2 separate regions of the Mus musculus genome follow, and region 2 is linked to region 1. A link is a contact called in ENCODE POLR2A ChIA-PET data. All regions are on one chromosome and are shown on one strand. The core of a region is the stretch at or near the end of the contact, and the rest is flanking DNA. Distances in the headings are between cores, read along the strand shown. Region 1 holds the start of Shroom3 (shroom family member 3). Region 2 overlaps Shroom3 (shroom family member 3).

The links. ChIA-PET counts read pairs that join two places held with the same protein, here RNA polymerase II (POLR2A).
Region 2: POLR2A ChIA-PET joins it to region 1 with 15 read pairs in Patski. The contact joins the enhancer-like site here to the promoter of Shroom3 in region 1. POLR2A ChIA-PET finds 5 or more read pairs at or near these places in 3 of 5 experiments (Patski and embryonic stem cell).

Annotation. Positions count from the first base shown.
Region 1 is chr5:92,678,583-92,686,407 of GRCm38, forward strand. It overlaps Shroom3 (shroom family member 3), which reads left to right and starts at 4,853. Exons shown (of 11, transcript NM_015756.2): 1 at 4,853-5,249. The coding sequence starts at 5,085.
Region 2 is chr5:92,742,635-92,750,459 of GRCm38, forward strand. All of the region lies in intron 1 of Shroom3 (shroom family member 3), which reads left to right. Among named protein-coding and RNA genes, the nearest start is that of Mir1961, 42 kb to the right of the region's middle. Within about 2 kb of position 3,362, at least 1 of the 3 ENCODE cell types and tissues checked has a DNase peak (open chromatin) inside an H3K27ac peak, as active enhancers do.

The sequences.
Region 1 (7,825 bases), core at 3,603-6,102:
TTCCACTCCCTTTGCTTTGTTTTGTTCTGAGACACAGTCTTGTGTGGCCCAGGCTGACCTCAAACTCACTACATAGTCAAGGATGACCTTGAATCCTGATCTTCCTGCCTCCACCTTCCAAATGCTAGGGTTACATGGTGTGTACCACCATGCCCAGAGAATTTCATTCTGTTTATATATATATATATATATCACATGGTGTTATTTGCTCATGTGTTCCTGGAATTCTCGAAGTCCTTGTACAGTAAGTTTATGTTGCTAGTTTTCTTGCTTGCTTTTTGAGTCAAGGGTATCCCTACATAGCCCAGACTGGCCTGGAATGTCACATGTAGCCCAGCTGCCCTTGAATTGACAATACTCCTGTTTCTGTGGCTGAGCACTGGGGTGGCAGGTGTGCATCATGAGGCTCTGCTGACCTTTTAAGATCTAACATCATGGAGACAAAATTCCCTTTGAATAAACTGCCGCCACCTGCCTTATACCATCCATGAGTCGTGCCCGATGTACGCTGATAAAACCGCCATGGCAATTACAATCACCGTGGACCCCTTCGGAAAGATTTTGATTATCTGTGCTGTGATTATTGTGACACGGGCCTTATTGTAGCTTGAGGGGCAGGTGCTGTACATTGTCTGTTCCTTGTGTTCTCCTTGATTCTTGCTGAACCCCAGTTATGGGGAAGTATCCATCATAATGTTCTATGGTTCTGTACTTCAGGGAAAGTTCCAGCATGGAGATACTATTGGAATAAACTAACTTTCGTGCCTTCATGCTTTTCCCAAGAACCTGCTTTCGGGGGCAGTGTGTAAACCACTTCTGGCCTTTGCAGGCCAGGAGCTGCCGGCTACCTAAGGCTGTCTTAGGAAGACCCATGAAGAGGTGACTCTTTTTGTGTATAAAATATTGCCTAGAGAAATGGGCAAGCTTTAAAATAAGCTGGATTTTGTTTTAGATTGTTCAGAATCATTCTAAGACTATATAATTTATTCCAACCTGTACTTCAACATCTTGTCTGCAATGACTTGAATAAATTAGTGGCCCAGAAGGACCACTAGATGTCACCCTGGCTTCATTTTCAGAGACTTTCTTGAGCAGTTAAAAACAACCAAAATTCAATGCTTTGAAAATTAATTAGAATTCCAGCGTTTGGAAGGCAGAAGCAACTGGATTTTTGTGAGTCTGTGGCCAGCCTGGTCTACGGAGCTTTCTCCACGCCAGCTACAGCTATATAGTGAGATCTCGTCTCAACAAAACAAGCATTAATAAATATATAAAATAAAAATTGTATTAGAGATGTCAGCAAAAGTAGGAGCTGTAGCTTGAAGGCAGAGCTGTTGTCATCGAGAGCATGAAAGGCCCTTGTATCCCTGATGCATATATACCCATTGCAAAAAAAAAAAAATTAGTAAAACTAGAAAGATACTATGGCATTTGAAAGAGTTGAGTATGGGAATGCTAGATGGGGAGCAAGGTGTTGTGGCTATATTTCTCCTCTGTGGACACACGATGAGACTTGTAAGAAAGACCTTGCAGAATTTGTCAAATATATATATATACATACACACACACACACACACATACACATATATATATATATATATATATATATACACACACACAAACACACACACACACACACACACACACACACATATATATACACACACACACACACACACATACATACATACACACATACACACACACACACACTGGGCATGGTGGTACACACCTGTAACCCTAGCATTTGGAAGGTGGAGGCAGGAAGATCAGGATTCAAGGTCATCCTTGACTATGTAGTGAGTTTGAGGTCAGCCTGGGCCACACAAGACTGTGTCTCAGAACAAAACAAAGCAAAGGGAGTGGAATACATTTGTAGAAACAAACCTTCAAAACATACTAAGTAAGCCAGACACATACAAGCAGACACTGGGGGCCAGAGAGATGGCTCACCAGGTAAGAGTACTTACTGCTTTTCTAGAGGACCCAAACTCAGTTCCCAGCACCCACATGTGTAGTTGCCACCTGCTGGGGTGTGTCTATTATGAAAATGATTTATTTTTAAATTAGTAAAGTAGAGTCAAGTCTAAATATGAGGCAGAAGGATAGGGATGTAGCAGAAATCAGAAAAGAGACGGTGACACTTTTCTTCTGAGGCCTTTCTTCCAAATCAGGAAGAAGCTGGGTGGGGGGATCCTTGAAATACTCCCTCCAATTAGTTGTCTGTCCTCTGACCTCCACAGGCACACCATGGCTGCCAAGTCAAGTTACCTTCATACCAAAATGACAATGTGAAGACCCTGTGAAACCCAGAGGAAAAAGTCATACTATAGTGTGTGTGTGTGTGTGTGTGTGTGTGTGTGTGTGTGTGTGTGTTCAAACGCCTTCAGGATACTCATGTGGAGGTCAGAGGGCAACCTTAAGTGTAGCTGCTTGCCTACTACCTAGCTTGAGTTGGGGTCTCTGCTTCAATCCACTTCCTAGCTGACTTACAGCTTCCGGGTTATCCATCCCCATCTTTGGTCTGCCCGTGGGAGAACAGGGATCATGGACACAGACACCACTGTGGCTGTCTACAAGGGTTCTGGGTGTTAGAACTCACTTGCACAACAGTGCTTAACCTATTGAGCCCACCCTACTATTTTTTATTTTTTAGACATAATATTGCTGCATTACTAAGGCTGAACTTTGAGAACTCACGATTCTCCAGCTTAGGTGGGACTACAAACCCTCACCACCATGCCCAGCTTTCCTTTCAGTCTTTGTTTACAAATTAAGCTGCAAAAGGAAGTATCAATAAAAACAGCCTAAGGAAGTATCAATAAAAACATCCTAAATTACCCTTAAGGATCAACTCAGGTTTACCACTTTCACTTGGCATACCTGTTTCCATTAGATTACCATTATATAAAAATGATATTTTTTCCCTACTATTGGGCCCTTTGGGTAAAGTTATTACTGCAAACAGTAATAAAATAAAACAATACAGGCCTTGTGCTGTATATTAAATGTTAGCCTTTGGAGGAGGGAGGAGGTAGGGTCTCGGGTGTCCCGGCTGCCCTGAACTTTATGACCTTGACCTTCAGATGCTGCTGATGTGGTACTAAGCTACACTCCCCCCATGCCAGCCTAAGCATCACAGGTGTAGCTCATGTGTTTATTTATTGTGTGCATGTGTACATATGATGTGGGTGTATGCACGTGTGAGTCTGAACACACTTGTGTCATGGTGTGTAGAAGATAACTTTGGGGACTCAGTTCTAGCTGTCCACCTTCTTGACGTGGGGTCTCTTGTCTCTAGAGCTGTGCTGTGTACTCTTAGGCTATTTGAACATGAAACTTGCAGGCCATTCTCCTGCCTGTGCCTTCCATCTTAGTGTAGAGGGGTTGGGATTACAGATGGACACCCCTGCATCTGGCTTTTTATGTGGGCTCCTGGAACTGAACCTTGGTGGTTAGGCTTGTACAGTGTGTGTGTGTGTGTGCGTGTGTGCGCGCGCGCCCGCTTTACTTTCTAAGCCGTTTAGTTGGCCCATTATTACAACTGTCCCAATTTCACAGTCTTACTTGCTCCGTAGTATCTGCTCTTCGTTATAAGTAAAAACACCAAAATCAATTTTTTATTACATTTCTATCATTTTAAATCCAGTACTGAAAAATAAAACTCATCACAAATTTAAGTAGAAAAACTTTGGGTAAATATTTTTCTTGAAAAGAATTCTAATTTGTCCCAATAATCTCAGAGGACTCTGGGCAAGACCAGAGTATATGCTACCATATACTGCTCACACTCTGGAAAGTAACGTTAAATATTGTATAGCATTATTACAAAGTTACACTGATAACCTAGAGTCAGAGGCACATTGTGCCCTGAGTGCCTAGTACTTAACAGCGGGTATCAAGCAATCTTGGGGTAGACCACAGTTTAAGGAAGAAAAGGCCTTCCTCAGTTTGCACAGCAAAGCAGTTTGTCTGGAGAGGCCAATCTTATGCAGCTTGTGGTATTTTCTTCTAATGAAATCAATAAAGCCCTTGACACTTGAAAGTTCGCCCGACCTGCTTAGGAGCAGCCTCTCAGACTTGGCGGCCCAGCAGAAGTGCCTGGAGGGATTTTCAAAATTCCAACGCTTGCCCGAAGTTCTGCTTTAATTAGTAAGAGGCGGGGCTCTTCTGGTAACTATTTCTAGCCATCTGTACTGTATTTTCAGCTTCCTCGGTGTTATCGACTGTAGGCCGGCTCTGATTGCCAGGTCTTTGTGGCTGAATTCGGCCGAGCGCACTCCTCTGCCACCCGCACTCTCGCTTCAGGCGGCTGCAGAGGGACCCACCATCGCTGAAAATGCTAAAGAAAAGAAGCGCAGCGCATCGCTGAGATTTGGGGGTGACTTCCTCCAGACACTAAGGATTTCTGCCCTCCAAGCCGCCCGCGCCCCTCCGCCCCCCGTCTTTCCTCTTACAAACCTCCCCTAACCTAAGAAGCAAGCGCTGAACTTAATGCTTGACAAAAATGGGTACAAAGTTTTCGCACAGCCTTTCCGCCCCCCGGGGACAGGATCGAAAATTCCGAGGGCAACAGGAGCACCGCTAGCGCCCGCTTTCTTTAAATGCGGCTTCTGCGGAGGGCGGACGCTATTGTCATGGTAAATTTCACTCGCTCAGGAAGAAAGGGTTGGTGATCAATCAAAAAAAAAAAAAAAAAAAAAAAAAAAAGAGGTATTCCTTTGCGGCTCTGCCTCTGCCTCTTTCTTCCTAGACAGGGTGAAAGGCTTTTTACTATTCTCGGTTAAAAACCAAAAACACAGACAAGGCTTTGGCGCGTGTGGGAGCCGAAAGCAGTCTGCGGAGACCCTGGGGGACGTCAGTGTGAACGCAGTGGGTAGACCCCACTCAGGACTTCCGCTGAATTCCAGCGGGTGTAGTGGGAGAAGCATCCCCGGGGAGCCGCAGGCTTCGCTGTCCCGACTGAGTTTATCTTGGCCTGAGGGCAGCGTGCTGAGCGATCTAACCCAGCAGGGAAGCTCCTCTTGCCTCCATCTGGGTCAGGCACTTTAAACCGAAGCCGACTTGACCATGCCTCTGGCGCGATGAAGACTCCGGAGAACTTGGAGGAGCCTAGCGCCACGCCAAACCCCAGTAGGACCCCCACGGAGAGATTCGTTTATCTGGAAGCGCTCCTAGAGGGAGGGGCTCCCTGGGGCTTCACCCTGAAAGGTGGCCTGGAGCGTGGAGAACCGTTAATCATTTCCAAGGTAAGTTTCTGCTCTCAGTATTGTCTGCAACCAACTTGTGGCTTTTTGTTTGTAGCTTTTAAGGTTGTGTCAGATTTGTCAAAAAAAAAAAAAAAAAAAAAAAAAAAAAGAAAGAAAGAAAAGAAAAATCCTGTTCGTTGCCTGAACTGCACTTAACTACCCAATTTGTTGACTCATGACTTTCTGATTATCTGGAAATGTTTTTGGATAGTTTGGTGTTTGGGAGAAAAGTGTGTGTCTAGCTCATTTATTCTGTGAAATCCCCAGGAAAAATGTGCTCAATTGATGGCTAATCTTCTCTTTTCGAGTATGAAATGCAGGATCAGTTCCCACATGAGCCTTCCGTTATAAATCAGCTTAAAGATCAGCAGCCTCCTAAGGTCGTGGCATAGTACACAGTCCGGGTCAGAAAAAGCTCGCCCTTCAACCGAGAAAACCCAGCTTTAAAACTGCTTGAAATGTTCTGTTAAGTTTAGATCATTAACCCAGGTGTGGTGTGGTGGTGGTGATGGTGATGGTGCAGGTCACCAAACTCAGCAGGGGGGTGGGGACGACACGGAGGCAAGATTTTCAGCCCAGATCAAGTTAGCAAGATTCTGGCCCCAAAACCAAACCAACCAACCAACCAACCAAATAATTTTGGAGAATTGATTGCTTTATATACAGAAGGATTTAAAGTGGTTTTTAGTCTGGGCAAGACACCTCATCTGTCCCTCTGTATATTATCAAAGTCTGACTTTAAAATCAAGTGGTTATTCTCTATGACTCAATCTTCATTGATCTTTTAGAGCTTCTTAAAACTATTTATTTATTTATTTATTTATTTATTTACTATATATGAGTGTCTGTCTTCAGACACACCAGAAGAGGGAAACAAACCCCATCACAGATGGCTGTGAGCCACCATGTCGTTGCTGGGAATTGAACTCAGGCCCTCTGCAAGAGCAGCCAGTACTCTTAACTGCTGAGTCATCCCTTCAGCAGGATTTTTTTTTTTTTTTTTTTTTGGCTTTAGAATTAGTTTTCTTACTTTTCTCTTAAGCTTTCAAGTTATTTGTTATAATATTTATTTTGAAATTACAGACTAGTACCAATTGAGAACAATAGAAGCATTAAGGGCTTTCAGGCAATGGCATCCCCGGGGAAACATTTGTAATTGGGGAGAAATTCTCCTGAGTTTGAAGGTGGAGAAAGAAATACTGGATACTAGGTGTTGAATTTGAACTCTGTTACCTGGTAAGGTTGCTTTTCACAGAAGCGCGCGCGCGCGCGCGCACACACACACACACACACACACACACACACACACACACACCACCATCCTCCACCACTCCTGGTGTGTGTTTTGAGGACGAACAGAGAAATAATAATGTGGATGGGCCAGGAGGAATTGGAATGGACAGCAGTTGGCCCCAGGTACGCTGGACATCCTGCAGACTGTGTGTTTTCCTAAGGAAAGCAGAGGAGACTTGAATATGTATCTACCGGAAAGGATTTCATTTATTGAAAAAAGGACAGCCCTGCAACCAGGGCCCTCAGTAAATGGAGGCTTGTTTTCCTTAAGCTACAAGAAATCTCGATAGAGGTCAGCTGTTGGGCGCGACAACAGCTTAATCAAGTCAAGAATTCCACTTAGATCTTTCATTTGCCATTCTTATTAGTGGTTCTCTGTCCTCATGGTTGTAGGGTGGATGCTGTACCCCTTGACCGGCCATTACATCTTCATTCCAGGCAGGGTGGGAGGTTTTTGCGTTCTCATCAGACTTTTGCTTCTTTCTCAGTGGCCAGAACTGTCCTGTATAGCTATCCTGTAGATAGCAAAAGGAAATTAATGGCCATGACTAGTTTAGACCGGTTAGGGTTTCTCTCATGAATTCTGAATAGGGTCTTAGCCTGCTAGAAGTCAAGGATTCTTTGGTTTGGGTGGGAAAAGTGGTTCTTTCTATGAATGAGGTAGAGTTACTGTTGGGTAAACAACAGAGAAAGCCTGCAGCAAATGTGTTTGAAAATGTGTGCATTAAAAAAAATGATTGCACGACCTTCCTGGATGTTAGTGATAAAGTCTATGCATGTATTCATGAGAACGCTAGTGGCTCTCAAAGAGGTCAAATCCCTTTCTACTGATCCACTGGAACCCGCTGGTGTCTTTGGGATACAGGCATAATACTCTATGCCAGTTGAATGTAGTATAGTGTCTGCTACAGAGAAAGTGTTTTTTAAAATCTTGATAAAGATATGGCTGCTGCTCTTCACTCTCCTGGGAGACTATGCTAATTACTTACATGCTTCTAACTTGCCTTGCTTCCACAACAAAGCATCTGACAGAAGCAACTTACAGGAGCAAGGATTTATTTCAGTGCACAGTTTTCGGGAATACAGTCTATCCAGGCAAGGGAGGCGTAGAGGCTAGGGAGACCCCCCCCCACCCCCCCCGTGGTGGCACGGGCTTGCAGCATGACCTGTACCTATCTCAACTGACCAGGAAGATGAGAACCAGAAACTGATATTAACATTAAGGCCTTTCTCTTCGAGCTAGGCTCTAGCCCCAAAGGTTCCTTAACATCTCAAAACAGCTG
Region 2 (7,825 bases), core at 2,112-4,611, 63 kb after region 1:
AGGATGCCAAAACACAGGCACACCAGAGGGAATTCTCATGCCCAAAAGGGTCATCAATGGCTGGAATGTGCAGAGAGCGGACCATAGCCTTATTGACTCTCTGGACTGGAATCCTAACATAATTAATGAAACAGTACTCCCTGCTCCATACACCTGTGTGGGAGGGTGTTTGGTTTCAGCACCAACCCTTTCAAGAGCAGCTTCTATAACTTCATGGCCAGAACTCCAGGGAAACAGATGTTCATGCCATTCATCGTTCCTGGGCACATGGACAGTTCCTGAGAGCTTGGGTTTGGGTGGGGGGGGCATCTCTTCCCCATACCTCGGTGTGAGACCGGCCCTCCACAGGCTCTGGCTGTGGAATTTAACCTGCATGGAGGCTTCTAGAAACAGTGGTCCAAAGATGGACATACCTGAATTCAGGCAGAAACCGTTTCCTCTGTCACTGGCTTCTTTCCCCACCTCCTAGTTCTGTTTTACAGGTGAGAATGCTATTAATATCTGCTCTGTGTTATTCCCCAGCCTCCCTCCTTCCAGATGAGCCCAGCATCTCAGCCCAGTACACATCTAGCCTGATAGAGTCAGGGGTACAGTAACTGCTAATCCTGGCCCTGGCTGGACAATGATGGAAACCTGGGCACAGCTGACAGGAAATAATTAGTTGGTCCATGTGGAAGGGTCTAAGCCACAGAAGTTTGCAGCATCCAGATTGAGTTTTAGGGCTGACAATGTAGTAAGGTTAGTAAAGTATTTGTGTCACATACATGATGCCTTGGGTTTCTCTCTAGCACCAGATAAACAGAGAACAGTGGCACATGCCTCTAATCCCAGCACTTGGTAAGCAAAGGAGGGGAGATCAGAAATGCAGAGTCATCCTAGCCTATATTCCAAGTTTGAGGCCAGCCTGGAATACATGAGACCTTGTATCAGAAAATAAAATATAATTGAAATGTAAAACTAATTGTGATATAGAATGTTGGGCATGATACTACCAGCGATCTGGTGTGCCTTTTACCTGATGGCTCAATCTTACATAATTATAGAACAATATCAAAGCCAAGGATTTGATGCTGGTATGATGTACACATGTAGTTCCATGTAGCACAGCCAGGACACAAAACTGTTACATATAGTAAATGTCTCCCTTGCACTATAGTTGTACAATCTACCCACCCCTTATCGTCCCCATCCCTAACCCCTGACCACCATGTTGTGTCTTCTATTTCTAATTTTGTCATTTAAAAAATGTTATACAAATATTCCCTTAAATTTCTGAGTAATAAATATTTCATGGTTTGAATGTTCAACAGTTTGTTTGACCATTTAACTTTTGAGGGATATCTTGGCAGTTTACAGCTTGTGCTATTACTATTATTACTACTATTACTATTACAAACTGATGGGAGGCATAAACAGATCATTACGTGTGCATGAATTTCCATCTCTCTGACTTAATTCTCCGGGAGAACATTTGCTGGATCATAGGATAAGTATATGTTTGATTTTCAAAGAAGCTACTAAACTATTTCCAGAGTGACTGATGATCACATTTTAGGTTTCTCCCATATTTGCCAGAATTTGATAAAACTTTTATTTTAATTATTTTAGCAGCTGTGTAATGACACCGCAGTGTGGTTTTAATTTGCATTTCCCTAATGACCAATGATGTTGAATATGTTTTTATGTATTTACGATAAGTCCTTCACATCTTTTGCCTATTTTCTAATGGGATTGTTTTCTTTTTAGGATTTTTATTTTTTATGTATATGGGTGCTTTGTTTGCCTGTGAACCATGTGCATGTCTGGTACCTAAGGAGCCATAAGAGGGTGTCAGATACCTTGTCAGATAACTGGGGTTACCAATGGCTGTGAGCTGTCGTATGATGCTAGGAATCAAACCCAGGTCCTCTAGAAAAGCAGCCAGCTTGTGTGTTCATATGTTTGTTTGTTTGCTTGTGTGTTTTTAGGCAGGGTCTCTATAAATAGCCTTGGCTGCCCTGAAATCCACTCTGTAAACCAGGCTGTCCTGGAACTCACAGAGATCTACCTGCAACTGCCTCCCAAGTGCTGAGATAAAAGGCGTGTGCCACCACGCTGGGTTAAGAGCAACTAGTGCTTTTAACTGAGCACCTCTGATTCTTCTCTTAAAGCAGTTTGCAAATTGTTTTGTCTGAGATAAAGTCTTACCGTGTAGCCCTGGCTGGCCTTGAACTTGCTGTATAGCCCAAGTGGACCTCAAAATCAGCTGCTGCCTTGGTCTCGGGAGTGCGCTGGGGCTATGGGCATGTTCCAGCTCCAAGTTCTTTGTGCAGTATCCTTCAGAGCACTGTCAGTTGTGGATTCCAAGGCCATCATTGCTTCCACATGGACATCAGCCCAATCTTTCATTACTCAGCACAGCCACACCTTCCCCGTAGCACAGTGCAGATGGTTTTTCTGACTCTCTGCTTCCTCAGCCATTTCCTGACCCCCAGAATCAGCCTAGATTTTGTGTCTAAGCTTCTTCTTGACCTCAGGATATGTTGTGGACTGCATGAAAGGTTTAGAAATTAGACATCTTTCCCTGGACCCACATGTATTGTGAAAATATAGAAGCTAGGTAGTTGCTGTGCATTCCCCACCCTCACCCCTGCCTCTAGTGTACCAACCAGTGTGATGTGTCTCTTATCCTGAACAAATGGGAAAGTCGGTGTGGTAGTCTGAATGAAAATGGCATCTATAAGCTCATTTATTATTTGAATACTCAGTCCCAAGTTGGTGGAACTATTTGGGAAGGATTAGGAAGTGTGGCCATATTGGAGGAGGTGTGTCCCTGGGGGTGGGCTTTGAGGTTTCAAAGGCCCATGCCATTTCCCGTTAGCTCCCTCTGCCTCATTTTTATGGCTAGGCATGTAAGCTTTCAGCTACTGTTCCTGTACCATGCCTGCCTGCCTGATGCTGTACTCCTTACATCAAGGCCATGGACTCACGCTCTGGGTGGGGCTGTAAGCCCTCACAAGCTGTTTCTTTTTCAAGTTGTCTTGGTCATGTTGCCTTATCACATATTAAAAAAAAAAAAAGTAACTAATACAGTAGTGGACTCTGGAAACAGGACCCTCTGAAAAATCCTGGTCTCCTTTGAACGTCACCAGTTTGCAGCAGTAGATGGCAAGGAAATATGGAAATGTGGGCGAGCCAGCCACAGGAGGAAGTATTAGGTGTACTACCCACCAGGACAATAGCCTTCACTTGGCAGTCAGTGTTTCTGGAAGGTTATTTTTAACTGCCACATCATAAAGTAAACGTTTGCCCTTGATAAGTGCCCTCCCTGTTCACTGGCTTGTTCTAAACTCTGGTCAGAGAGATTACCGGAAGAGCCCAGGAGTGATAGGAAAGGGGAGTCTGGGTGAGGGCTGCCAGCTGAGATATCCTTGACAGAGCAAACAATCAACCTGCCCTGTGTGCTAGAGCTTGCGTCACCTGGTCATGAGGGGCAGTGGAATTTGTGGAATGGATTGTCCTCTTGTGGTCACCCAATATCCCCGAATAATAGGAGCACACATTCTTAGTTTTATGTAAGAGCTAATAAGGACTGCTCTGCCCAGCTGAGCAGAGGCAGGGATGGCAGCAGATGCCAGCCTACATGCCTTTCTATCCTTGCTTTCTCCTTCCGCTCTCTCTTAACCCCAAGGAAGAAAAAAATGAGGATGGAAAGAGGAGAAAAGACAGACCCACTGTACAGGGGTCATTAGAAGTGTGACACAGCTGTTGGCAGATAAATATGGAGAATGGAAATACAAAAGACTGGGTTTCTCACTTATTAGAATGTCCCTTCCCTCCCTACCCCTCCCTCCATTCTTCCCTCCCGTTCTTATTTTATTCTTACATTCTTATATTCTTATATTCATTATATCCCCAGCTGGCCTCAAACTCCCTGTGTAACTAAGGATGCTATTTTCAATGTCTGACCTTCCAGCCTCTCCCTCCAGGGTGCTGGGATTACATGTGTATGCTACCGTACCTGCTTTATGAGGTGTTGGGCATGGAACCCTAGGTTTTCAGGCATGCTGGCCAAGCAGTCAACCAGCTGAGTTCATCCCGCGTCCAGAACTTTCCTTTTGTTTCACTGTTGAATTTCCTCAGTGACTACCTTCCTACAACAAAGGACTGAGGGATGATGTAACTATTATAAGCTGAGATCATCTGTTTAGATTTAGGAACTGAGAAAATTGCCTTCTCCAAATATAACATTTGAAGGTTGTTGTTGTTTTTTTCCTCCCCTACATATAATTAAAAATCAACTTCAGCTGGGTGAGACAATATAAGACCTTGATAATTCTGCTCTAAACAGTTCAGAAGTGAAAAAGTCAGGGTTGCAAATTTCCAGACATGCTTTGCTTTGTATGGCTTCAAATTTTTTTATTTACTTATTTTCTTATTTAATATATATTGGTGTTTTGGCTGCACATTTGTCTGTGTGATGGTGCTAGAAGCCCTGGTACTGGAGTTACAGACAGGTGTGAGCTGCTGTGTGGATGCTGGGAATTGAACCCGGGTCCTTTGGAAGGGCAATTGGTGTGCTTGACAGCTGGGCCATCTCTCCAGCCCATGTGGTATCAATTTCTATCTGAGGCCGGCTCCAGTGTTTCAGAATTCATCTCCCCAAAGCAGCTCTTTCTTCCTACAACTCCTGAAGAGGGTCCACAGGGCTGTCTACAGGGCCCAGGAGTGGTTGAGCAGACAGGGGGTTGTCAAGGGCTGCTTGGCCCAGGCTTGCCTTTCAGAGTTGATTCCAGCAGCAGGGTGGTGGGATTAATTGCTCTGTGGATTTAAACGCCATGAGTGTTTGCAATGAAGGATTTGAGGACAGACAAGGGGGCAACAACTGAAATGTTATCACTGCATCTTCTAAAAGGTTAGTCCTACCTTCTGAACTGAAGATAAAGTTTGCTTAAGAGAGAATTTAACTCATTCTGAAACGTGAGGCAAAAACATCCGAGTAACGATAAACTAATTTATACCAAAATGTGTGAACCCAGGCAGGAATAAAGTTGCACAATGCCAAGTGTCAGGTGAGCTAAGAAGTCATTTTATTTCCCTGCAATTGAATTAAATTTACTCATAAGCCCTAACTTCTGCTTATTAACAGAAAACTTTGTCTTTTCTGATTGAAGATAAATTCACTTACTTCTTGCTTAAAACTCTATCTTTTATGAGTTCTTAGTCCATTCAGAATATTCCTTTTCTTGCCATTCATGGTTCTGCAGCTTCCCATGTAAGATTGCAACACCAGAGGCTATGAAGTCCCCCTGTGCGGACATGTCTTGTAACATAGCTTTCACTTTGGATTCTGCCCCACGTTCCACCCCCCAGCTAATGCTCACAGTCTCACCCAGCTTTCTGCTCCTAGTCTACAATTTGTCAGAGCATTTCCAACCTTCTGGCATTTTCTTAGCCAAACTCTCGCTCAAATGGACAAGGAGGATGTGGGGAGCCATGAAGAGACCACAGGGGCTCTTCCATCGGATGCGTGGGCATGGGAGAAGCATGAGATGGAATTATCTATCTGGTGCACTCTCCATGAACACGCCTGTGACTATTGTTACTCTAACAGAAACTCATATTGACCTACAGATCTCTGGGGATATTTCCTTACAGAATTTCCAGTGGGGAGCTGAGGCCCGAGTCTTATTCTGAGATTCCCCAAACCAACTGAAGTTTCCGTTGCTTGCATCCCTGGGGTTTTTTACCTGGAAGCAGCTGCCACCCTGACTCTTTACTCTCCTTCATTATTCATTATTCCGTCTCCAGCACCCTGGGGTCTCCTTGTTTTCTCTACTCAAGGGTTCCCTACAGACAAAGTGATATAAGGATATTTAAGGCTACGATGGATATTTAAGCCTAAATTTTGATGGAGACCCTAGGGTATTGAGTGTCTCCTAAGTCAGTTCAAGGCACCAAGCCCACGTGTACTGCAGGTGGCCGGCTTTTCTTTTTCCTAATTTTGTGTGTGTGATTTTGTTTTGTTTTGTTTTGTTTTGTTTTGTTTTGTGAGGCAGTGTTCCTCCTTGTAGCCCTGACTGTCCTGGAACCCACTGTGTAGACCAGTCTGGCCTCAAGGAACTCGTAGAGATTTTCTACCTCTGCCTCCAGGGTGCTGGGATTGAAGGTTTGAGCCACCACATCCAAGTGAAGTTCTCATTTGTAACGGTGAAAAGAAGACATAGGTTTGTAGGTTATCTCATTGCTGGAGTATTTGTATAACATGTTTTTTAAGTTTCTGCCTCAGCCCTTATTAAAATAAAAGTGAGGACGAGAAAGGCCCTGTCTGTAAGTAGTATTGCTTGCAGGACAAACCAGAAGGCATTTGGAAAAAACTCTGGTGGCTTCTGTGGTTTCTTACGTGGTGCAGACTGACACAGGGTAAAGTCTAGCTACACACTTGGAGGCTGTCAAGTCACAGCTCTTATCCATTTCTCTCTTCCTATGTCATCAGCTTCATGAACATCCTGCAAGTTATGGTTGTAGCATTAGGCTACATCGGCTTCTAGAAGGTCAGTGGACAGCACAGCCTGACTTCATCCTTCAGGCTGTATCTCGTCTTCATAGGCTTGTAACCCCAGTTCAGGGCTTTCCTTAGCCAACTCCCACCAAACAGGAGGAAGATGTGTGTGTGTGGCTGCCTTCAGTCTCTGCTGTTGTCTTTTATAGGCAGGCAATGTGCCTGCTGTTCTAGAAGAAGAAGCTACAAACACCAGGTAGAGAGTGTAACTGGAGAAGAGATCCAGGGAGAGAGTTTGTCTCTGGGTAAAGCCTCGTGAGCTTTCCGACTCAAGTTCATGCAGGATTCCATGGAACTGAGTGTGGAGCATCCAGGAGCAGATTGACAAGTGCCCCAGCGTAAAAGTGCCTCCCTGTGCTGTCACATGAACAGTGCTCTGGGGACCTGGCACTGAGCATGTAGTGTTTAGGGGAAGTAGACTCAGACATATAAGAGCAGGAAATTTGCTGAGGCATGTACTTGCTCTCTCATGTTGATATGGACACTGTGACACCGTTTCCTGAGTTGTGACCAATAGCAATAATGTTTGCTTAACTTTGCAATTTCTGATTTCAGTATTCTGAATGTAACATATGTTGGATTTTTTAAAACAATGGCAGTATAGGATTTTCTCTATTATATATAATAGATAGATAGGTAGATAGATAGATAGATAGATAGATAGATAGATAGATAGATAGATAGATTTGGTTTTTAGAAACAAGGTTTTTCTGTGTAGTTCTGGCTGTTCTGGAACTCTCTCTGTACACCAAGCTGTCCTTGAATTCACAGAGATCTACTTGCCTCGAATTCCTGAATGTTGGGATTAAAGGTATATGCCACCACTGCCTGGCTACAGGATTATTATTAAAACATTATCCAAAAAGTGACCCTGAAATAATTTTGGGGGAACATTTGAAAATTCAATCCTAAGATATAATTCAGTAGTCGGATATGGATTTAACAGATTTGTATTTGTAAGACCCAGCTCAATATCTTTTTTTTTTTTTTTTTTGGTTTTTTTTTTGAGACAGGGTTTCTCTGTGTAGCCCTGGCTGTCCTGGAACTCACTTTGTAGACCAGGCTGGCCTCGAACTCAGAAATCCACCTGCCTCTGCCTCCCAAGTGCTGGGATTAAAGGCGTGCGCCACCAACACCCGGCCCCAGCTCAATATCTTGCATCAAAAAAGCAAACAAACTAATACAGCCAGGAGAACGCTTGTGATTCTAGCTACTTGGGAGGGTGAGATGGTTTGGGAGTTCAAAATCAGTCTGGGAAGCATAGAAAGAGATTTTATCTGAGTT